3 separate regions of the Mus musculus genome follow, and all the other regions are linked to region 3. A link is a loop called in an ENCODE intact Hi-C map of the cell type or tissue named here. Cell type or tissue: heart. All regions are shown on one strand. Region 1 overlaps Mast4 (microtubule associated serine/threonine kinase family member 4). Region 2 overlaps Mast4 (microtubule associated serine/threonine kinase family member 4). Region 3 holds the start of Mast4 (microtubule associated serine/threonine kinase family member 4).

What was found. A loop is a pair of places that touch in the nucleus more often than their neighbours do. Peaks named below come from ENCODE experiments on the same cell type or tissue, not always from the same donor. Only the 100,000 strongest peaks of a DNase experiment are listed, where the experiment ranks them.
Region 1: a loop joins it to region 3, with 9 times the contacts of the local background. A loop is called at or near these places in 14 of 42 quality-filtered maps.
Region 2: it touches region 3 in a loop (2.2-fold over the local background); 2 of 42 quality-filtered maps call a loop at or near these places.

What each region holds. Positions count from the first base shown.
Region 1 is chr13:103,170,511-103,178,510 of GRCm38, forward strand. Mast4 (microtubule associated serine/threonine kinase family member 4) reads right to left here. Exons shown (of 29, transcript NM_175171.3): 2 at 893-1,046. Among named protein-coding and RNA genes, the nearest start is that of Gm30050, 77 kb to the left of the region's middle. In heart, a CTCF peak has its summit at 3,454 (motif pointing right); DNase peaks (open chromatin) are centred at 3,461 and 4,111.
Region 2 is chr13:103,266,504-103,274,503 of GRCm38, forward strand. The region is part of intron 1 of Mast4 (microtubule associated serine/threonine kinase family member 4); the gene reads right to left. Among named protein-coding and RNA genes, the nearest start is that of Mast4, 64 kb to the right of the region's middle. In heart, no CTCF peak of the experiment used is centred here; a DNase peak (open chromatin) is centred at 4,558; H3K4me3 peaks cover 270 bases; H3K27ac peaks cover 517 bases.
Region 3 is chr13:103,329,521-103,337,520 of GRCm38, forward strand. It overlaps Mast4 (microtubule associated serine/threonine kinase family member 4), which reads right to left and starts at 4,972. Exons shown (of 29, transcript NM_175171.3): 1 at 4,316-4,972. The coding sequence starts at 4,672. In heart, a CTCF peak has its summit at 4,470; DNase peaks (open chromatin) are centred at 4,381 and 5,011; H3K4me3 peaks cover 2,783 bases; H3K27ac peaks cover 1,669 bases; H3K27me3 peaks cover 2,460 bases.

The DNA of each region.
Region 1 (8,000 bases), 160 kb before region 3:
TCCTGTTAGAGTAACAGGAAGCTAACAGAAAACTCAAAAGGAAACTACAATCTCTAGAACAAAGAAAATGACCAAATTTACAAAGACTGGCCATACCACAGGTTGGTGAGAAGGCACACTAATTACACTGCTCACCTACTGTTGGTGGGAGTATAAAGTGTTTGTATTTGGGCACTTTGTCAGTTTCTTATGAATAGTAATATTGATATAATAATACATACATATTATTAAAGTGGTATGCTAAGTAACAGAGCAGATACAACATTCACACTGTATGTCCCAGTTAACACAAAACATTTAGGATTAATCTCGTCTGCAGGGAAAGTATATGTACAAGGAGTGTGTGTGTGTGTGTGTGTCTGTCTGTCTGTCTGTCTGTGTGTGTGTGTGTCTGTGTGCATCTGTGGGCACCTATGCCTTTGTATGGATGTCTGTGTGTGCCTGTGTGTTTAACTGTGTGTATCTCTAAGTGTCTGTGTATGTGTCTGTATATAACTGTGAGCATCTGTGTCTCTGTATGTATGTTTGTGTGTGTCTGAATTGTTGTCTGTCTCCACCTACATTTTTACATTTTGATCATGCTGGTAGTTACACCAAAATATGAATTTTCCTAAGTGCATTTGTGTATATTCAAAATACGACCAGGTCATTGTAGGTAAACTATATTCCATAAATTTTACCGCTCAAGTTCTTAATTTAAACTGCTTTCTAGACTTAAGTAACACTTTCCAAAAGGGTCTACAGGCAAGCTTTTACACACGGAACTCCAAGGCTGTACAGAACCCTGTAAGAAAAGCACAATTCCTCTTCCCGTGACCCATGTCACCCCGACTCACCTGTGACCTATATCACCCCGACTCACCTGTGACCCATGTCACCCCAACTCACTCACCTGTGAGGGCTCCTCCCAGGCTCCCCCGCCGCAGCTGCTTCCCATCCTCACTAAGCTGTCTCTTGTACTTCAGTGATTTTCCGAGGCCGCAGGCCACATCTGGGTTGCTGCATTTCCGAAACGGCATGGGTGGCGGAGACAGTATGTGGTCAAGCTGTGGAGAGAAGGACAGTGCTATCAACTCTGGGGGACACCCAGCACAACCAGGAGACACCCAGTACAACCGGGGGACACCCAGCACAACCGGATCTCACGCTCTCTTCTGTGCATCCCCGTCTCTAAACACACTCCCTTCAGCGCTGGTTTTAATTTGATAAGTTTAGAAAGCTCTAAATTTTATTCTTGTACCTTCTGTCTGAGAGTCAGTATTGCTCGCCGCAAAATCCCAGTACCAGGTTTTGACGGCAGGTCACAAACACATGAGCAGCAGGCCATAGGATTAAGTTTAGTAGATGATGACCACAATTTTCAATGCAGTGGGATAGTTATTATTGGACCCCAACAAGAGCTGGGAAGATGGCTTGGTCACCAAAGTGTCTGCAGTGAAAGCATGAGGACCCAAGTTTGTTCCCCAGCATCCATATAAAAATACCTTGGCATGGTGGCACAGGATTGTAATCCCAACCCTGGATTGGATTGGGTACCTGGGTTGGCTGGCAAACGAGTCTAACCTATCTGGAGAGTTCCAGACCAGTGAAAGAGGTAAGAATGTGCAGTTCCTAAAAAATAATGCCTGAGGTTGACCTGTGGCATCCTCATACACACACGTACACTCAACATCATACAACTACACACACACATACACACAGAGAGAGCAAATAGGAAGGTATTGTTTCATAACTGAGTGAATTATACATACATGCATACATATGTAGCCTGGAACCCCATATAAAATAGGTCCTTCTGTGGATTCCCCCACTTTGAAATACTGCTATATAAAAGCAGATCAAATTTCACATATTGCTCACACACATACATGGCACAGGAGAGGAATGTCTAAGCACCGCAGCCCTTAATGGAAATCAATACACCCTTATATCACTGTATAGCTCTTAAAAAGAAAGCCTGTCACAGAATCAGAGAAACCAAAGTCACTTCAAGAGCCAGCTTTCCACAAAAGAATCCCCTGGGTCAAAGCACTCATGTCAAGATCTGCTCCACTTTCATGAGAGCACCTGAAGAGAGCCGCACCTTCTACACGCTCACCTGCGAGCTGAAACGCCCGTGTGTGTGCCGAGATATTATTAAGGACAAAAATATTCCTGGGCATATACATATGTGCTTATCACTATTAAGTGATTAAATTCCAGCTGTCACACAAAAGGGCAGCTGCCTACAATAAAAGCAGGAAATACTTGGACAACACAGCTAAATGCTGTTTTAAGGACGGTTTTACCAAAGTAGTCGGACTTTGCTATCATGAGAAAGAGATGGAATATAATTTTCTGATCTGTTTTTAAGACTATCACAGATCTTCTTATAGGAGAGAGTGAGTAAGAACGGGGTCATCCTTTTGGCTGTCCGCGTGCTACAGTATATTCAAAATTGCCAGGAAAAGAAACGACTGCCTGGGAGTGGCCGTCCCCTCCCTAGATAGTTGAGCCTGAACCTTCATCAGTTCCACAAGATGGGAACGGTCTCCCAACCTCAACTGCGTTCATTAGCAACACGTGATGGATCTCAAGCACTTCTTAAAAAGAACCATCTGCAACTCCCAGACACTCAGGTCTTGGCTGCATCTCACTGCCAGTTGGTTTTGCAGTGAGAGGACCCTGAAGAAGGAGTAGTCCATCGACTCCAGGATCAAAGCCAAATCAGGAGGGGAAGGGACTCCAGGGGACACTTTTCAAAGTAACAGCCCTTTCAAAGGAGGGGGTGTAGTCATCTGAAGATGTCAGCCGGCTGCTGTTTATCATATAGATGTCCATTTATGGGGGCCTCCAAGGAGAGACTCCTGCCCAGCCTTAGATGTTTTGCCCTTAAAGCCTACAGACAATGAAGCACCTGAAGAGTTAGCTACATACGAGCGACTAGAAAACACAGAACCTGCCTGCAGTCAGACTGCCAAACAAGAGAGATTACTGGTTCCCTATTGTTGGTACCACTGTATGCCCTTACCTATGTGCCCTTTTTCAAACTGCCAATTTATTGGTGGTGGTGGTGGTGGTGGTGGTGTTATTGCATTAAAAATTTTTCAGAAGAAAACCTGTGACTATGGAAACATGGAACAGATTGAGGGAGAGGATAAACACCCTTTGTCTATTGCCAGGGCAGAAATATTATTCCTTGCCCATATGGTTTTCACTCCTCCTCCACCCCACATCCATGCATCAGCCCCCCACTCCCAGTATCAGCTGCAGACAGACATCTCATTAATACTTTCGCACCCCTCTTCTAAGAACATAATCTCTTCAATGCCTCTGTAATCTATATGCTCTCACACAATGTCTCCAATCTTTTGCACTATGGAAAAGGCTGGGGAAACTACAAAATAAGGCTCTATCGTGTAGACTTAATATTATTAAGTTGCTCTTTTCCGTGACTAGGAAAATTGTGGCCACAAGGTGGCAATGTACCATAGATAGTCAGCAAACTGTTCCATGCTTGCTCCTGCTAATAAATGTACCAAGAATTAGTGGCCACCCCTTCAAAGCAATCGAGCGGGTTCGGGTCCATTCTACTTAGTTATTTTCTCTTAATTACTAGTGGCAGCTGCATAAAATACAAATATTTATTGTTTAAGGTCCATCAGCTGCTGCTGCCCGTTTTTCATTGGCTTGCAGAATTGCAATTAATTACTCTGGGGAAGAGTGTTATATCGCAAATCAACAGAGGGTGGAAAAGTAGAAGAAAAAAAAAGAGGCCTTTCCTAAGCAGGAATTATGCGATTCCCTTATATATTTTCAAACAGTTACAAACGACATGGGACACATGTGGAAGAAAGAGAAAGAAATTAAATGAGAAAGTGAGGGTGAAAAAGAAAAAACAAAACAAAACTCAACCCCCTTCTCCATCACAGAAATGAAAACATGAACTAATAGTTCATCGGCTGGATTTTTTGCTTTGTTTTCTCTTGTCTTGTTTTTGGTTTTTTTTTCCCCCATCAGAACCATAGCCTCTAGAGGAGACTACTATTTTAAACCTGGGAAGATCGAGGCAGTGAACAGTGAAGGCTGAAAAGTCTCAAAACCAGCACAGGGCAGCTCTCCAAGATCCCAGTTCCGGCCTCTATCAATTCACGCTCCCAACAGGGCTCTCTCTAAACATATCATTTTTCCAGATTTTCTGCATTGTTGGTGGCTTTAGTCTTTCTATAGTAATTAATCAAAGCCTTTCAAAATGGCCCACTGCAGCCTGGCACTTTATTTTCCATTTTTTTGCAGGGATTCCAACATTCACAATCTCTTAAAAAACACTTCATCGCACCCAAGAGCTGATGGTACGTATTAGACCTGTCATTTTGAACATCGCCATTTACCTGATTTCCAGTGAGTCTATACCCCAACTATGATGGTGATCTACCGGTTTAACTAAAGACAGAGGACGTCCTAAAACTCTGAGGCTCAAGGCCACTGGCTGAGGTACTTCCAGGGTCTCTCCTTCAGCAAACAGCAGGGTACTCACAGAATCCAATCCCACTCCTTGGTCACCTAGCAGGCTGCTAGCCATAAACACATTGTACTGAAGAGGTCATCTGAAGAGATGCCTTTCTTTGATCTGCCAATCAATCCTGATTTCTGGTGCCTGGACTTCCTCAAAATTCCCTATGTTAGTTTCACAAAGTCCTTTACTTCAAAGAAGAACCATAGAACACTGGACAAAGGTCCATTTGACCATTACTAAATTAAGAATTCATACAGAGGTAGAGCATGTTGCTCCATGCCACAGTGGGACAGTTGCTCTTGCTGGAAGCCTGTCCCAGGAACTACAAAAACATCTTAGAGAACCAAGGTGGCATGACGAAGAGAAATCTGTTATAGTCGTGACGGAAAGTTCACAAAACCACAGGTCCCGTGACTGTTCGTCACAAGCAATTCGTGTAGTAATCTCACATCTATGTTTGCTGTAATTGTCTCTCATTGCTGTCTGGCAAAAAGGCTTGAGAAGAACAGAATGCATCATGGTTACTTGTGGCTCCTGCCTTCAACAAAGATGAACACAAGTGGGTCAAGACATTCATGAGAGCATCTCATCTTTGGTCCCTTGGCTTTCCCCATCACTCCCACATCTGCAGATGTCAACCATACGCACATTTTCCTGGGCTGAGCCCCCCCTGTCATGGCGCCATCTTCCTACTTCCCTAGTGCACACTTTCACCATCCACAAACACATACGGCATGCTTCCAACTTAACTGCATTCTCCCACTTGATCTTCAGACATGGCACTGCCAGACACATCCGTTCTTCCCTTCAAGGTTTCTGTGTGATTACAAGGATCTTACAAAGAGACAGAGAGACAGCTCAGCTTACAGTTACAGACAGAAACTCATTTACCCTGGCTAATCAGCTCACAAGCTTTATAAACAGTCCTAACTCCAACAGTATGGTCTGCTAACTCATCCTTCCCAATACAGCTCTAGTCCCAGTCGCTTCACCATTTCTCCTGCTACCACCTTGTCCCTGACATAGCAACGTCTCCTTTAACAACCTCCCAAAGGCTCCTTCTGCCTTCTCGCTAACAGCAGGAGAGTAGCCAGTGTCCCTTTGAAAGCATATGCCAGATGCGCCAGCTGATTTTCTGGAGTCCTTTCCCAGACACTCCTTCAAAACAACTCAGGGTCTGCACACTGGCCTGCCAGGCCCTTCCACCTGCCTCACACAGCCAACTCTCCCCTGTTCTCATTACACATTGTTCTTCTGCAGATCTGCAATGGCTGCAAACATCTTCCTGTGCATTTTTTCCCTCCTGGGAGACACTCTTAGCTTGCTTCCCCCATGTCCAGGGCTCCACCTGAGGGGCAGTCTCCCTGGGAGGCTTCGGTGCTAATGCACAGATTACTATACTCCTCACTTAAGTCCTTCCCCTCTCTTTTCTTCATACATCTGCTGCCACGGCACATATGAGATCCTTTATGCTCGTTTATTGTCATTCTTCCCCAGCTATAGTTGGAGTAACAAGAAATTCTGCAAGTTTGTTTCTTCTGCCTCACCCTTACAACAGGGCTCATTAAAAAAAAAGAAAAGAAACCAAAGAAAGATTTTTAGTATGAACAAGTGTCTGATATGTAGAAGTATTTAGTTAAAATATAATAGTGAAAATAGAGAACACATGCCATAAAGAGCCTTTATCGTTGAAAAACTAAGAAATCACGTCAAATGTAACCAAGTTGAAATCTTACAAGGCATCTCCAGTACTTTGACAAAATTGAGCATTTCACGTATGGCGAGAGCCTTAGGTCATATCAAATGGCATCCTTTATAAGAGTTTTTTTTTTTTTTTTTTATTCTAAACCAGCATGCTAATTTTTGACAGGGCTATCTCTGAAGGTGATTCCTAAATAATGAATTATTCGACCTTTTAACTATATCCCTACTGGCATACTCACGTGTGTCCATTAATCGAGTCTCTTTCTGCTCCATTCCTCTTTTCTGTAATTCTGCATTCATTCCCAAGATGTGACACTTGCATTTTAAAGACCCATCCAGAATGCACGTGCCCTACGGCCAAAGTTCACAAGTCCAAAGAGTATCACCAATGTCATTTGCATTCCTAATGGAGCCATGGCTAACGTCCTCTTTTGTGCTTTAAACAGAGAAAAGGATTGACTAGGAATGTAGGTTATGAAAACGTTGCTCAGTCATTCTATTTCTTGGTATTAAATATTCTAAAAAAAAAAAAAACAAAACCAAAGATACAAAAATACCTGAATCAGGAAACTGCGCAGACCTTGCTTATAGCTCCCATCAAGTACTTATCCTTTCTCTCTCTCTTCCTCACCACTCAATACAGAATCAAATAGGCAACTTAGAACGACTTTACTGTATTTTAAAGTTAGATTTTACTTTTAAGCCAACACTTAAAAGAACAAACAAGCAACTGACAGAATAGCCTTCTGTAGCTAGAGACGTTTACGGCAGGATTGTCACTAATTCCACAACAGTTAGGTGCTCAGACCAGAGCTGACACATAAGCGTCTCTATTAACGTATTTAACTCTTAATGCATCATTTCTTCACCCACAGAACATTAGTAACAATCATACTGATCCCCTGAGTGGGATGTAAGGATTATCAGCTTTCGTACATGTTCGCGCCTGAACATCTGATAAAATAGAAAGGGCACCATTTGTGCTTGCTGTAGCTACAATCCATTTCACAAAAGTCACCTCTTCTATCACCCAGGCGAACATTTCTACATGGAAATTAAACCTGCTGCAACTTTACCTGGGACTTTGATTTCGATTGTTTGTTTTCAGGGTTTTTTGGTTTGGTTTGGTTTTGGTTTGTCTGGTTTTTTTGTTTGTATAGGCTAAGAGAGAATAGATGGGACACAGAATGCCTGATTCATAAGAAGTCACATTTTCTTGTCCTTGTGTGTGTCATCAGCCATGGTATAGCGTTTGGGAGGAGCCTTGAATCCATTCCAGATGCTCAGGGACAGAATTCTAGGGCCATGCTCCAGGCAAGCCACTTCCGTCTGAAGACTAGATGTCAGGTGACGAGGACATGTAGTTGAGGCATGAAAGGGGCTAACACATCCAAGCAGTCCATAGCCTAAAACACTGGTGCGCACTCTGGCACTGTCTGCAAGGCTCAGCTCAGCTGACAGGCAACACACATGGCTCAGAGTCACACCACTGCTCTGTACCGCTCAAGAGTATGTAAGAAAACACTTCTTATTCACGGCACTGCCTAAAGAATAAACCAGGTCCCCTTACTGCTTTCTAATATCTAAGTATTGACCTGTCAGGCCACCAAGAGAGTGACAGTCCTGACCATACTGCATTGGGTCTGCTAATTGATTTTGCTGACAATCAGTCTGGATTACATCCCCCCCAAGAACACGGGCTTCTACTTAATGATGCTGTAAGCAACATCCCTCCAAATCTAGCCGCTCGGATCCAGAGTGTACAAGGGAGGAATGCACACCACGGGGCCCTGATCAACAC
Region 2 (8,000 bases), 63 kb before region 3:
ATTCTGTGTTCACCTGTTTCTGTTTTGGGTCCTTGGGTTCCTCTCTCCTTTGGAACACACCTTCTTTTCCACGTCCAATCACACTGCCTCTGTGACCTCATCTGGTCTCATTGGTGCTTTCCTGCTCAGTATCAATTGGACTGGATTTGTTACCACCCAGGTCATACGCGTCTGAGTGTATCTGTGACGGTGATTCCAGAGAGGACTAGAGGAAGTGTGGACCCACCCTATGAACAGCATCATCCCGTGAACGGATGTCCAAGGATGAAAGGGAGGTAACAAACAGGAGCGGGAGAGATGGAAGAGTGCTCACAAGCACTTGCTGCTCTTGCAGAAAAACAGTTTGATTCCCAGCACCCACATCAGACAGCTCACAACCACCTACAACTTCAGCTCCAGACGATCCAATGCCCTCATACGGTCTCCATAAGCATTTGCACATGCACATGTATGAGCAGACACACACAGTCACTCACAGATAGAAAATTGTTTTTTGGTTTTTCTTGTTTGTTTGTTTGTTTGTTTGTTTCGAGACAGGGTTTCTCTGTGTAGCTCTGGCTGTCCTGCAACTCACTTTGTAGACCAGGCTGGCCTCGAACTCAGAAATCCGCCTGCCTCTGCCTCCCGAGTGCTGGGATTAAAGGCGTGCGCCACTATGACCAGCTCAAAAATTTTTTAAAGAAAGAGAGAACAGAAGCAAGCTGAGCAGTGACATCCATGAGCCTCTGTTTCCTGACTCTTTGTGAGTAGCTGTCTCAAGCTCCACACCACTGTCATGATGGACTGTGAACGCAAACTAAGCAGAGTGAAGCTTTCTGGGAGGTGCTTTACTCAAATACTTTATCTGGAGCAATGAGGAAAGTAAGTAAGAAACCTTTCTGATGCCAGTGGCTTCCAAATAACACTTGTAGGCCCTCCGTAGGCTCACACTCTTAGAACTCATTGCTTAGCTATAAATGTCCATCTCGGATGTATTGAGTTAACATGCACAAAACTAAATTCCTGGCTTTTATCCCTTTCTCCAAAGCAATCGTCCACATACCTGTAAACATAACATACTCTTCTTACTCCATCTTGCATATCCTGGATCAGAGAAGTCATAACACACTCAGGCTGCAGCTGTCCCTCACCAGCTCTGACAGCCCCGTCCTGACAACTGTCCCTCGCCACTTTTGATAGCCCCCACCCTGACCATCCTCACTTACCACCCCCTGCAGTCTTCCCACGGGGGTCTCCTCCTCCTTCCCCTTGACTCACCACAATCTATTCTCAGCACAGGAGTCGGTGATCTCAGCACCACCAGCTAAGAACATCACCCACTCCTCCTTTGTCGAAACTGTCCATTGTTCTGTCTCTTCACTCAGCATACAAAGCTCTTAACTGGCCCAGGGGTCCTGCCTCTTCACTTCTCTGAGCTCACCTGCCTCTCTGTCCCTTGCTCACTATTCTCCTGCCACAGTTACCTCCAAGATAGACACTCCTTGCACAGCTCAGAGGTCAGACGCTCTATCATTCCAGGGCTCTGCACGTTCTATTCGTGTTCCTCAAACACCTTTTCTCCTTCCCTCCTTTCTTCTGGTCAGATGTCACATTTGCAAAGACTACCAATAAGTGACCTTCAAAACCAGCAACTGGTCCCATCACCTCCAATGTCCCTTAACCTTCTCTATCTCATTCTACTAACAGAATCATGACTTTCATGGGGAAGGGGAGAAAGAATAATCCAAACAGTATTTTTAAGTAAATCATCCCAGTGTCGTCAACTGGGATTATGTGCTGTAGAGTGCATATTCTGAGTACAGAGTTTTGGTCTTCCCTACTTAATATTCACAGTCTACAGGAGTGATGCATATTAGGTGCCCATAAAAATATGAAGTGCCAACCTCACGTGCAGGTCCATGTCTGTAACTCCAGCACTCAGGATGTTGAGGTAGGATCACCTCAAGCTTGAGACCACTGTGTCCTATAAAGTTAGAACCGATCTCAAAATCGAGTTGTAGATTTCAAGCTCTCGGGTGGCAGAACTGTTAATCTGTCCTGTTCAGTCCCTGAGATATCAAGGTGGCATGAGGTAAGTCCTGAGGGAGGGAAGGAATGACTACTGATTAACCTGAAACTGTGACCTCCATGAATAGAGGGCCACTCAAATTTCAAAGATAGGACTGTTTTTTCTTGCTGATTTACCCTAAAGGTACTAAAAAGTGTACAGGAGCAAGTAACTCATGCGCAATGCAAAGAACTCAGCAAAGAGACATCAAAGCCATCAAATACTCCACAACTAAATAAATATCTCTACTGAATCACCATTTTGTTATTGTGGTGTTGTTTGGGGTTTTGTTTGTTTTTGCACACACTGTAGCTAAACCATCTATGGTCACAGCCTAGATTTGTTCTTAATTTCTTCTTTTCATTATCGTTCAACAGATGGAAGCAATAAAAAGCAGCCAGCATGCTCAGCGCTCTAATTTCTAAGCTATAGCTCTTTTAAAATGACACTGTCCCTTCGACTTTAGAATAAGCTCCTTACATGCCCTAAGTGTGGCGTATTAAGAGCGCTTGAGCACGTTAAGAAATACCTAAGTAAACGAAAATCCTTGGCTGCATTACAGTATTTAATTAGAAAAGAAAAGGACGCTGTGGGACTTCACATGATGGAAGTGTGAAATAGAGAGCTCAAAATGAAATGATGTGACAGACTCTGAAGAGAAGTCTCTGCTCTCCCCACATCTTGATCGCCTACGTTCTGCTTGAGAAACTGAAGACTGCCGCCTAATTATTATGTCCAAAGTACAGCCCACAGACAGAGCCCCCAAGGACAGGAAAATAAATGCAAGGGGAGTAAGAGTAGCCCAGTCTGTATTTTTATGTAAATAATCCCATGATCAGATTGTGAGGAACACAGTCAATGCTCTCAGAGTGGATATTGTGGGTGTAGAGTTCTCGTTTTCACAATTTTACATTTAGAATCTAGAGGAGTGCTTGGTCCGTATTAGGTCCGTAATCTCTGATTACACGGAAGATCTGCTTAACAGGAGGGAAGTCACGCCAGGCAGTAGAAACCTAACTACTTACTCAGGGTTAGTGAAGTCATGGCTCTTGGAAGAGAACCTACAACGGCCACTTTACTAACGTCGCACAACCCCTAACTGCATTCTAACTCTATGTCCTTGTACCCACAGGTAAGTGTAGCTACCCCCTCAGCAAGGACATGTCTCTTTAGGATGGAGAGACACCATTACGGAAGACCACAGCTGATCCAAATGCAGATTTGTGGATCCCAGTCCCAACTATGACACAACTCCTGCAAACTAAGGCTCAGGAATCATTTTCTGGAAGAGGGAAAGATTGAAAGAGCCAGAGGATCAGGGAATTTGTTGCGAGATTGTGCCTCCTAGAAATATCAGAAGGGACACCCCCGAAACCTGACCAGCATGGCTGCCTCAACATAGCCTGACCAAGCAGGATACCACTAGGCATGCTAATGTGGAAAGGGAAGAGGTCAGAAGGCCTCAGCCTTAGACAAAGAAACTGCATGCAATGAAGGACTGCTGAGAGCAGGAGAAACAGTCTTCCCTAGGAAGGGCACATGAATCAGTTATTCAACACCAAATGGTCAGCCCTGAAATCACATATGTACAAGTTACATGGTATATACGGAGCAGGTTCTATTTATGCTTTTAGCAATGTCGTGCTATATATAGCTAGAGATATAGACATATAGATATCAATCGAGGAAAAAGAGACCATAAATTTGAAAGAGAGCAAGGGGTGGGTAATGGGAATATTTGTAGGGAGGGAAGGAAGAAATGGTGTAATTCTATTACAATCTCAAAACTACAAATGTTTAATAAAAATTATAATTCAGATGACTCCAGGAAGGAGAATAAAAGATTAACAAAAAGTATTTCTAATACAACTAAGTAAAAACACCACTAAAACCATACAAAGTATTAATCTCATGTGCATGTCTGTAATCCCAACATTCAGGAGGCTGAGAGGCAGGGTGACCTCAAGCTTGAGGTCGGGGTGTCCTATGTAGAAAAGTGCTATCACAAAAACAAAAGCAGAAAAACAAAACCAGGGCTGTGCTTACTGCTATACTAGCTACTGGGAACATTGGTATGCTGCAAACCTCTCTATTTTAACTAAAATCACTAGAGAATTAATCTCGTAGCTATATAATCCATAGTTCCCTTTGGCTTTGTGAGCATCTATAACATGTATTTTGGGGTACACACACAAAAAAAGAAGGCATATAACAAAGTGCTACTACATTTTTCTCCTCTCTCAAAATCAAAACTCTCATCTCCTACAAGTCAACCATTACCGCATATTGCAGAATACGCCTCCATTTAGAATTATTAAGAAATGCCTCTGTGCCCTATATCCCTTTCCCAGTTATTAAGGGCAAATGCAAGAGTTTCCTTTGGTTTTCCTTGAATTTTCTGCTTTGGTCTTCCTCTTGTTGGACAGAATGTTCTCTGCTTCGTCTCAAAGCTGATATGGCAAATCCTCTCGCAGGCATTTTGGAAAGTCCTTGGCCCAAGTGTTACAGCAGACCCTAGAGCTGATTGCCAACTGCCTTTTTCCTTATCTCGATAGCAGAGTCCAGATATATTTAAAAATAACAACATGCCCAGGCCAAAAAAGGAAAACAGAATCGCCATCTTCCTGGGACTCCTCTGCATTGAGTGTTCACAAGCCATGCCTTGCCAGTGACATGAGTTCAAAAGTTTTATGCCAAGCACAGAGCTGCTTCACCACTCCTGGAATGCAGATGCCACAGTGCGAGTGCCATCTTATCGTGACGGGGCGGGGGGGGGGGGATGACTCAGTGAGAATGCCAAAAGAACCCAACTCCCACAAGGCACGACCAAGTGCCATAGCAGCCTCAAACTGCTACCTCCTGCCTCTTCCCATGTGGAGAAACAGCCCCGCTGTGTTCACACGGCCACTGAATCCAATCCTCCCTGACCTTTGTGTTACTGATAACTGACGGACTCCCAAGAGGAAACAATCATCTTTGGTAGCAATCTCCCTAAAAACAACGCATTTTCAAAAACAGAAATGGACTGACTGGGTGGTAGCATAGGATCTTGCACATTTCAGTAGGACAAGAGTATTGAGAGTCTGGCTCTACGTCTCTGCTTCTGAAAGAAATCAAGCTTTTAAGAAGATACAATCTTAAATTAAAGTAACTAGAGAAAAATCATAGAAGGGCTGGAAAATCCAACCTCCATTAATGAAAAGTCTGAATTATAGCATTTAATATTTTCATCATTAGCAAGATAATTATCTGCACATAAATAATGCTCCTAAAATATGTGCTAGCTCCCCCAAAAAGTTTAATCACCAAAAAATTTAAAATCTCCCCCCAAAGCCATGAAAACATTTGGTTCTGCAACAGAAAGCTCGTCTGGGTCGTGGTCAGGAGTTCACTCTTCCCTTATCACTAGCATCACGGAGCTGCAGACAGCACAGTGTCACTCACTAGGGAAGCTCACATCGTCTGTGGGTGAGTCGTAGCCAGCCTCGAGATGAGGTGCACACTCATTCTACAACGCATGTTCCAGTTTTGCAGAATAGAGAGGCTCATTCCTAGGGGCAGCTCATCTCTTAATGACCGCTACCCATGAGCCATGTGGAGAATGTAGCCTACCTCTGTGATATTCTCAGACACCCTTCTACGTGCCAAAGGGGTCTCCACCACCACTCCCCTACCAGAAAATGTCTTACTGTAGAAGACCCAAAAGAAATGCCTATGCTCTCGGGCATTTATTCCCTCGCTTCCTGACACCTTTAGTGGAGTCTGTCCTAGGCAGCAACAGCTACATTGACGTAGCTTTTGTCCTCTTGTCACGCTATAAACTCCTCATAAAGACGTCTTCTTTTGCATCTCTAAATTCCATAAAAAAAGAAACACGAACCATGTAATTCTAAGTCATGACTTATTGGGAATACTTGAAGCTAAGCTCCCCTAACACAGAATCCTTAAAGGGAAATGTGGTTTGGCTTTCCTTATGGGCTAGAAAGCATTTAACCCCAAACCTCCACTCAACGTCCCACGTGAAAAGGCACGTCAGAGTTTGTGTACACACAGTCCCTGTCTCATTAGGTAGGTGGGCGGGTACCAACGGCAATTAACAGTCAACAGATCCGAAACCGCATCCTCTGGCCTCGCTGCTGCTTACTTCTCAGCTGTCAACCAGAAACATCTTCCCACTGTGATGAGGACCAACTTCTCCGCAGCATCCCTACACCAGGGCACAGTGCCCAGCACTTATAGGCCATTCAAAAGTCACTGAATGAATGCACCTGTGAAGAGACAAGTGCTGGACCTGAGAGACAGAAGGGCCTTTCCCACCACACCCTGCAGGCTCGGAATGTTTATCTTAGAAAACACAGCTTTTCTCGGCATTCCATTCAACAACACAGGTAACTCACTCTCCTTCTCAGTACCACATATTACTTGAGAGACTATATGCCAGTTGTTGCCTTGGCGATTCCACTTTGCTTAGCTTTAATTTGATATTGATTTGAAAGGCATGAAGCGGGGGGGAGTCCCACCGCAGTTCTATAATTAACAGGCGGGCTTACATAAAACTTGGTTGGAAATAGGCTGGTCTTTGTGACACTTCTTCCCAAGTGGGAGCTGCAGTCCCTTTTAGTATAGACAGGCCAATCTAGAAGGCTCAGCTTGACAATCTAGGGTGTGTTCTCAACGGTGCCTGAAACCACATGCAGCATCTAGCTTATGTATATAAAGCTTCCTGACGAAAACTTGAGAAAAGTAAAACCGAGAAGCTAAACTCCTCAGTTCCCATTTGATGCTTGATCTTTCTAGTCCGTGCCGTGTTCTCGGAGGTTATCAGCTCCTGCTGAAGGGGCATTAGCAAGCCACCTGGCCCTGGAGGACAGACCGTCTAAAGATCTCTGGTGTCCACCAAATAAGCTATGTGGACAGCCATCCTTTAGTTCAACACAAGCACATGCCTGGCAGAACACTGCAGAAGACAATGAGGGCCTGCCTCAATATTGTGCATTCTTTCTTTCCTTTCTGCCTTTGTACCCCCAGACCTGTTGTAAGCGTGTTCCTTTTTCTAGTCCATGTCTAAATGTTATCACACTGGATTAGAAGTAAAGAACCCAGATACTATCAGTAACCAAGGTGCATTCACCATCCACACCCATAGTTAAAGAGAATAAAAAGCGGCAAGCAGAAAGGAAGGACCTAGAGAAAGAAGCAGCAGCCCCCAGCCCCCAGCCCCCAGCCCCCAGCCCCCACCGTATGGGACTCACACTGCCCTTGCTGACGGTGCTCACACATGCATCTTCCATTCAGGACTATGCATTTGTGGAGGCAAAATCCGATTAACGGAAAATGTATATGGGGAATTATACCACAACTACTGATTTCACTTTCGGTTGTAAAAGGCTGACGAAAAAAAATATTGCTACTCGATAGGGAGGAAATGGGGTATCAGCATATTAATAAGGAATATGCAATTTCTTCTCCCTGCAAGATGAGGCAGTGTGATGTTTATTCTATGAGGGTACAATTAGAATGTTAAAGGGTCTCTGGGTATTGTCCAGTGGAGATTGGTTTGCAGATTGCTAAAGGATTCAAGACTCCGGAGACATTCTCTTTGGTGATAAGACAGTGTCCTCTGTTAAAACAATGATAATTTTTATCTATCCTTGTCACCCAGTGAACTAGATAGGCTATTGATTTAGGTTAGACATCCAAACAACGATAAATGGTGACTGGATTTGGCCATTACTAGAAGGCCAAAACAGATATTTTATTCACCTGACCAACAGTCAGTCTATGAAGAAGAAATAATTTACACAAGCTCTGAACATTTCTTTCATGTTTCTTATTTTTATTGAATCTTCTCAGAAATACAGTGAATAAACATTTGCTCTATGACTGCAAAAATAAATAAATAGATGAAATAGAGAAAAATTTGATACTACAAGGCAAAGTAAGACATATGGGC
Region 3 (8,000 bases):
AAAAACCAGAAACCCATCCATTATATTACTGTTATGTGGGGAACCCCAAAACACAAATACCCTCAAAGATGTTAGAGGCACCCCTTCCAATCAGACAGCATTTAATAAAACACTTTAGAGACACCCCCTAAGTGTGCTTATAGTTAATAAGGGACACTATTTCTCAATTTTTGTCAATAGCATAAGTCCCTTGGTATAGCAGAATACAACCAGCTAACATGCAGTAAGTTGGCAAGCTCTTTAGCTACAGAGTTCCTTCGGGCCATTCTGAGTTTACAGTGTCTCTGGAAGTTTCTGATTCTAATACTCACAGTGAATTATCAAGTGTCCCTGGTTTGACTTTGTTAATTGTACACACACACACACACACACACACACACACGTCATAATACCTCTTTTCTCAGCCACAAGGTTTTTGTTTGCCTATTTGTTTTAATAGCATAGGGGTCAAGAGACTTATGCATCCTATTTCACAACAGACAAAACAAATGGGCACACAGTCACCCTCAATCAAACACATCAGTAGTTTCAGAGACTAGTTTTCAGAATTCACATTGCTTTGCGAATTCGTTGACCATCTGTTTACTAAGTTCCCATTCATTTACTAGAAGTGGGTGCTAGGCATCCCAAGGTTAAAATTCCTGCTGTCTGAACTTATCCACCACCAGCTACCAAATGGTGACCCCACTGGGATCATAAGGTACTGTGAGAAAGAGACGCCCTTAGAGCTTTGGTTCTCACCTGCCTAGTCCTTCGACCTCTCAATACAGTTTCTTATGCTGTGGTGCCCCCAACCATAGTCATTTTCATTGTTACTTCACAACTGTAATTTTGCTACTGTTATGAATCATATCGTAAATATCTATGTTTTCCTGATGGACTCAGGTGACTAGGTGAAAGGGCAAATTGCATAAACGTCAGGGAGGTAAGTCCTCCAAATTACGATGTTCATCAGAAATTCAGTGTGCCATCCCTCAACATAGAGAACCCCACATCTACAGACTGGCAGCCAAGACACAAGGCAAATACTGGGGTGGGTTTCTTTGCTTGCTTATTTCTTTGCCTTAAACAAAACAAAGTCACCCATCAGTGCTGAATCTCATGGTTTTAAGTACAAAACCATTTGGTCTGTAGCTCAGTGATAAATGCTTGCCCAGTGCATGTAAGACTGTAGATTTTATCCCCACACCATAGGATAATAAAGGCAAATTAAAATTTTAGAACTCTCTCAATGACAACATTCAACATTTTCATTTTTAGAACACCAAGGTCCACAGGTCTGACTGAAGTGTATAAGACTTTATGTTTACGTGTGAGACAGACTATGAGACAGATAAACACTGTGACCTTCAAAACAACTTTAACAAAGTTATCAAACAAAAATAGCACTGGAGTAATACGCTAGAACCAGAATTTCCTTGCATTTGAAAAACAAATACAGTGAGTTGATATTTTTAAAAATTCTTTGGGGAAAAAATTAATCTCCCAAGCTACACAGCAATTTTAAAATAGAAATGAATGTCTTGTCACACTGTGAGTTGCTCTTAAGCTTTTTAATGTTTTATAGTCTGGGCCCTTGCTACAGTATAACTAAAAACGATCACCAGGTGATTTGTCACCAGGTGATTTGTCACAACTTGTCCTAAGATGAAGAGAAAGAATCCCAACTTATTTCAGGAAAGGGGGAGTAAGCTGAGGGCAAGAGAAACAAACGCCTTAGCAGTTAAGAGCAACTACTGCTCCTGCAGAGGGCCAGAGTTCAGTGCCTAGCATGCACATCAGGTGGCTTACAGCTCCTTGTAACTCCAGCTCCAGGGGTTCCCGTGCCCTCTCTGGACTCCCAACAGCACTTGCTCTCGTGTGCACAAGCATACACATTATTTAAAAATAATAAATCTTTTAAGAACGGGAATAAGAGCTCGGATTCTCTCGAAGTAGACAGTGTGTGAGTTACACATTAATGAAATAACAAGTCAACCCAAATTTGAAGTTCGATTTCACCATATTTTATAAGCAATAAACATAAAAGTTAATGTTCGCTGATACTTGGTGCACAATATCAGCTGCTATGCTGAGACTAAATCAGATGATGTGTACAGGTGTATACAGAATGTCTCTAGTGCTATTGCTATTACTCCCATTTAGGAAGTGAGAAAACTGAGGCTGACAGAAGTCAAATGGCCTGTAAGCACACATGATCAATGTGACAGAACCAGAAGTCAACCCCAGGTATTTCCATGAACGGGGGTGTTTTTCAGTCTGTCATTCCTGAACCTTCTGGCACAGTAATTTAGTGTGTGCTTTTCCTACGGAAAAGGGCAAGAGTTTTTGTTAATTCCTCAAAGCCGAAATTCCACAAAAATCACAATCCCACAATTCCATGCAGTGTGCCACATCAGTACCAGGGTGTGTCCAGGAGCTTTTACACCCCCTCATCAAGTTTTAAGTTTTAACCCTTTCTGCTGCTGGGGTCAGGGAGTCACATGACTTTCTTCGGGTTTTGCCTCAAAATTTCCCGGGCCAGTCAAGACTGTGCCCCATCATCCCCTGGTAGGCTAATTCGTGCCACAAATTTCAGCCCTGTCTGTTGGCATCCAAATCTGAACTTTCAAAAACAATGACCCAAACCACTTGGCCACTCAACTCGGAAGCACAGAGTAAGTTTCAATCAACCAACCTTCACTGCCTTGCCTGGAAAATAAGATATCATTATATCCACTTCAGAGAAAGTAAGACACTGTCACTCTGGGGTGAGGTGATAAGTCAGCTATACAATCAGGACCAAGAATGAGAACTTACCCACCCCCATCCCCCACATCTTCAAGACCTTGTGAATGCCATGTTAGCTATACAGAATCGTTAGACTAGGACAGCCAGTTACCCAGAGCCAACATGCTACATCAAAAGGAGATGTACCCAGGAGACAGCACTACTCTCTGCCAGCTCCTAGGGTGAGTGTGATGTTCAGCAAACTCCTGGACTATGACTTAACTCAATCTGGAACTTAGAGCTACCCAAAATTCCAGGCCAGAAACAGCACTCGTGTTGGAATGAACTTAACCTTGAAACTCTCCACTTTTAACTACAGAAGTGAACTTCTAAGGAAGGAAATGCATCCAGGTCTCACAACTCAGGAGCCAAAGAGTTCTAGAAAGCAGAGTTCCAGGCACCTGCCGAGATCCCTGAACTCCCACAGCATCCAGAAAAGGATCATGGCCAGAGATTTGGCCAACCACCAGCCAAGGCTCCTTCCATCTTTGCTTGGCTAGAACTTGCCTCTGCAAGATCCGGCCTCTACTTCCAGGCTAGATGCCCAGGGGGCTAAAGCCAGGACCCCGGGCTCTGTTTACTTCTTCTAAGGACAAAGGCAATTGTTTCCTACTGCTAATCCCAGCAGAGACCGGGGAAATACCAGTCTGGCACGGCGGAATTAATTTCACACGGAAGACTACGCTAGGGTCATGTTTTATTTATGGTCCTGTCTGATCAAGATGATTTCTCCCACAAGAGATGTCCAAAGCAAACAATCTTAAAGACTTGGAGAATCTTCCTTTCCTGTCTTCCAAAGTAAGAGGGGAAAGGGGCGGAGGGGGGCGGGGGTGAGAAGAAAACCAGAGATAGCAACCTAGTGGATTACAAAACTCGGTGTGTCAGGAAGAGACCGATAATTTTTGGATGCACAGCCTTCGAAGAAATGAGGCTAGACAAAGTCCTCTGAACAAGACACATCCTATCCAGATTGGTGACAGCGCTCCTCTGGACACTGAGTCCAAATAGGAGCCGGCGCGATAGGCTTAGCATGGGGAATCTTCCTCTTCCCCAGGATGAAAGGTGAAGCGACCACCAAAACCACCCACGGGCGACTCCAGCGTATTCTGGTCTCTGACACCCCAAGAAGCAACTCCACAGTCACCACTCCCACCAGCGTCAAACGCTCCAGGTCTCCCGCTCCATCCAAGACCGCAGTGATTAGCGATTCCCACGTCTAAGAATCTGGATATGAGTTGTGGGGACAAGCCAAGCTTTCAGATCACATTCAATAGCTAAGGACCCAAGCAGATACAGACATGAAGGGATCGATCGGCTCAGTGACACTTCCAAAGCACACGGTCGGGTAGCCCATGTAGACAAGCGCGCGAGGACAACCACTAGAAGTCAAGGACCCACAGAGTCTCCTGACAGTCACTATCCCAGGCTGTAGCAGAGCACCTTTAGTTCCCTCCCCTCTCCAAGACACCAGCGCGCACGCAAAGGGACCTAAAGGGCCCCTACAGCCGGGACCTGGAGGGTGTGGGATGGGACAGACTGAGCCCACCTCTTCATCCTGCTCCTCTTGGGATGCGCTGCTGACCTGGGGCACCGGCAGCACCGCTCCTCCCGGGTGCGGCAGCGGCAGGGTAGGGACTCCACGCTCCAGAGCCACGCGCGCGGGAGCCCACGCGGCGGGTAGCCGGGTTCCCAGGGCGCCGCCCGGCGGCCGCGGCGGCTGCGACCTGCAGGAGAAGCGGCTGGGCTCCCCTTCCTCCGACAGAGTTTCCGAGCCAGAGGATGACTCCGCTGAGGAAGCGCCCTCCGAGGACACGGCTGCCGCCGAAGAGACTAGGGTCCGGGCGCCGTGTCCGCTGCAGCCCCGGGGCACGGGCTCAGGCGCCTCGGAAACTTTCTCCCCCATGTCCCTTTTCGGCCCAAAGTGCCGTCCGAGGGGTGGCGGTGCGCTCGGCGCCTCCCGAAGAAGCCCCGGCTGCTCTGCTGTGTCTGGATCGCGCTGCGGCTCCCGGGCTGCGGGGAGCGCCGCCGGCGACTACATGACAGAGGTTGGACCACAGGAGCGCGTCGCCAAGTTCACTGCCGCCGTGGCTCGGCTGCTGACATGGACTCCCGCGCGCGGGGCCATGCCCACCGCGATCGGCGCTCCGCGCTGCGCCCGAGCCGCCGGGACTGCGGCTTCTCCCGCTAAACCTGCCTCCGGGACGGAGCGGAGGAGACGGGCAGCCCGCGGAGCCAATGGCAGCGCAGGCGCGCTGGTGGGCGGAGGCTGCGGAGCCGCTGGCCGCGCGGGCGTCAGGTAGGGGAGGTGGGGCCAGGAGCGGGCCACCCGATCCCGCGGGAGCTCTGGGTGCGCGGGGCAGCCCCACGGCGCGGGGATCCACAGGGCCGACGCGGAGTCCGCGGACTTAACTCGGTCTGGGACTCAGAAATGGGTGGGGGAGTGGCCGTCTGTCCTTGGGACGTGGGTGGGAGATGGCTGAGTGAGGCGAGACCTTGGAGAACCGGACTTTTAGTCTCCAAAAAGTGAAATCGGGGAAATTAGGCGGGAGGATTCGCGTGAAAACGGAAGCGCGCGGCCAGTCACGCGCAAACTCACGCTCCCACCCGTGTGCAGAGAGCGAAGTCCGTGGTGGGTGGAGAGAGGGGATCCAAACGCAGCCCATCTCCAAGCCTCTTTCTGGATAAACCTCTTGGGCCTCAGTTTCCTCAAATTGTAAAGGGAAGCGTCAACACCGATGTTGTCTGGCAATAAGACTAGATAGAGCAAAATAAAGTGTCAGCAGAGTTCCCGGCTTGGACACAAGCCAAGGTCTCCAAAGATGATTTTTCTGTATTTCTGCTTAGAAACTAAAGTTAAGTCAAAGACACGCGCTTGTGACAAAGGAAGGAAACAGCTGATGCTCTGTGTTTAGGACCAGGCTTTATCAGAACGGTCTTAGCAGCTCTTTGCGGTTCTGCCGCTGGGCTAAGGGACATTCCTAACTGGCTTTCTCTAGCCCTGCATAGGCACAACGCGGCCGACCTGGGGCCTCATTTTTCCTTTCCTATAAGAACAAGGAGAAAGAGCTTCCACCAAAGCACCAACAGAATAATCACCTTAACCTTTGTGGTGTCTTGGATCTGCTGGGAAGCCAGTGCGGAGTTAGGCAGCGAGAAATAAATGAGTCCTACTTGCCTTCAGCTCCAGACCCGTCTGAGCTCCACACCGTGACCCGAGGTATAAATTCAGCCAGCTTCCATTCCACAGACGTTGATTGAGATGTGTGCCAGTTGGTTGCAGGGGATACAAAGATGAATACGGCAGGTCTCCTGCCCTTGAGGAGCTTGTGGTCGGGGGAGAGATTGATATTGCATAATACCGCCTCATTATTCATGTTTAAAAGCTCTGGTAAGTGCTACAATGTGCCGTGGGAGAAGAGGGGAAGAATTACACCGAAGCCATTGCAGATCTTCAAGCCGAGGAGTCCTCCAGAATTTTACATTTCTCTCTGTCAGAACAGGTCTGCCAAGGGTCCTTGAGAAAAGGACTGGAGTTGAAAGCCCCGTTGGCTAATGAGCCCTTTTATGCTACCTTAGTATTTACAAGTGATAATGGGGGCGGGGGGGGGGGTGCTCATCTAGTCTGGACAGGCGGCTTTGTCCTGAATACTTTCCGACTGCCTCTGAAGAGGGAAGCTGTAGGATGTGACCCTCTGGCTGTGGATAGCTGTCAGAGTTGCATTGTGACACTTCAGAATGATCCAAAGGGAAGGGAAGACCTGCTGAGGTAAAAGGACATTCAGGAGACTTAGCTAAGTGGCAATGTAGAGGCTGAAGAGCGCACAGTGGGGCGGCCTGAATCCACCCCCTGGGCTTCACAATGACTTCCCTCCTTAGAGTACTGGCCTTTATCTGAGCCCCTATGTGGTTGATTCAGCACAGGGGAACTGAAATAAAGATTTAAGCAAGCCATTCACATCAAAGAAGAGGAGGGATTGCCTTCTCAGTTCGGGAAGGGTGCAACAAGGACATGGTTTGAATCCTAACAGCTAAAAAAATGGCAGTTCCTAGAGCCAGGGCTCTCCTGCGCTAAAGGCCTCAGAGTCCTGGCAGAAACCGAATGAAATACTTTAGGGATGAAGACACAGGCCAAAGAGCTGGTCAAAGGTCACACAGCAAGTGAGCAGTGGCTCTGTGGTTGGTACTCTGAAGTCTGCCTCTCAGAACAGTTTTTTAATCAAGGATACACATATGTGACTACTAGACTATAAATAACCACGGAAAAGGAATATTGTCGCCTTGGTTCATTATGCAAAAAAAAAATTTCCCTTTGGTCACATTTTTTTTTTAACTCACAAACATTTATATGACACTATGTGCCAGGCAACATTTTAAGCACTGTGCAAAAGCTATTATATACTCAATCCTTGTGTTGATCCAATAAGGTAGTGACATTTTTTTTTTGGTCTTGTATTACATCTGTGAAATACTGAAACCTAATGTTAACACAGCTAGCAAGTGTTAGAGCCAAGATTCAAAACTAAACAGTATTCATGTTCTAAACCTGTCCTTTTCTAAGTCAAGTACTAAATACTATTTGTTAAAATTACAAACACTGATCCCAAATAAATACATTTTACATTGCAAATTGTGGTACACATATATGCACACAGATGCAAAAAAAAAAAAAAAGCCAGTTTGTGATTTAATGCCTTTGTTTATAAACAATGCAGCCTGAAATTTTTATTGAATTTGTCCAAAAATAACCAAGACAGTTGTGAGTTACTAAGTGGGATTCACCCTCTTCAATAAAGCACACTCTATCATCACACTTGACCACGTGTGTCTGAGAAGGATGACGACTATAGTTTAAGCTGAGTTTCCAGATAAGAACCGGACAAACTCAACACCACACGACTATCAATAGAAGAGGGTCAGAAGGTCAAAATGGTTCCCCGAAATTACCCCAATCAGGCACAGAGGCAAATCCTTGGATATGGATAAACTGCTGGACCCAGGTCAGTTTACATGTCTAAGTCCTGCAATTTTCCTATCTTATTGAAATATAAATTCCTTCCTATCTTATTGAAATATAAATTCCTTCCTATCTTATTGAAATATAAATTCCTTCCTATCTTATTGAAATATAAGTTCCTTCCTCTATGACTATCTCCAAAAGAATGTTTCAAAAATGTCTCCAGTGTTTGATACTTTGGGGCCTGAGGAGAGGGAAAGCACACACACACACACAC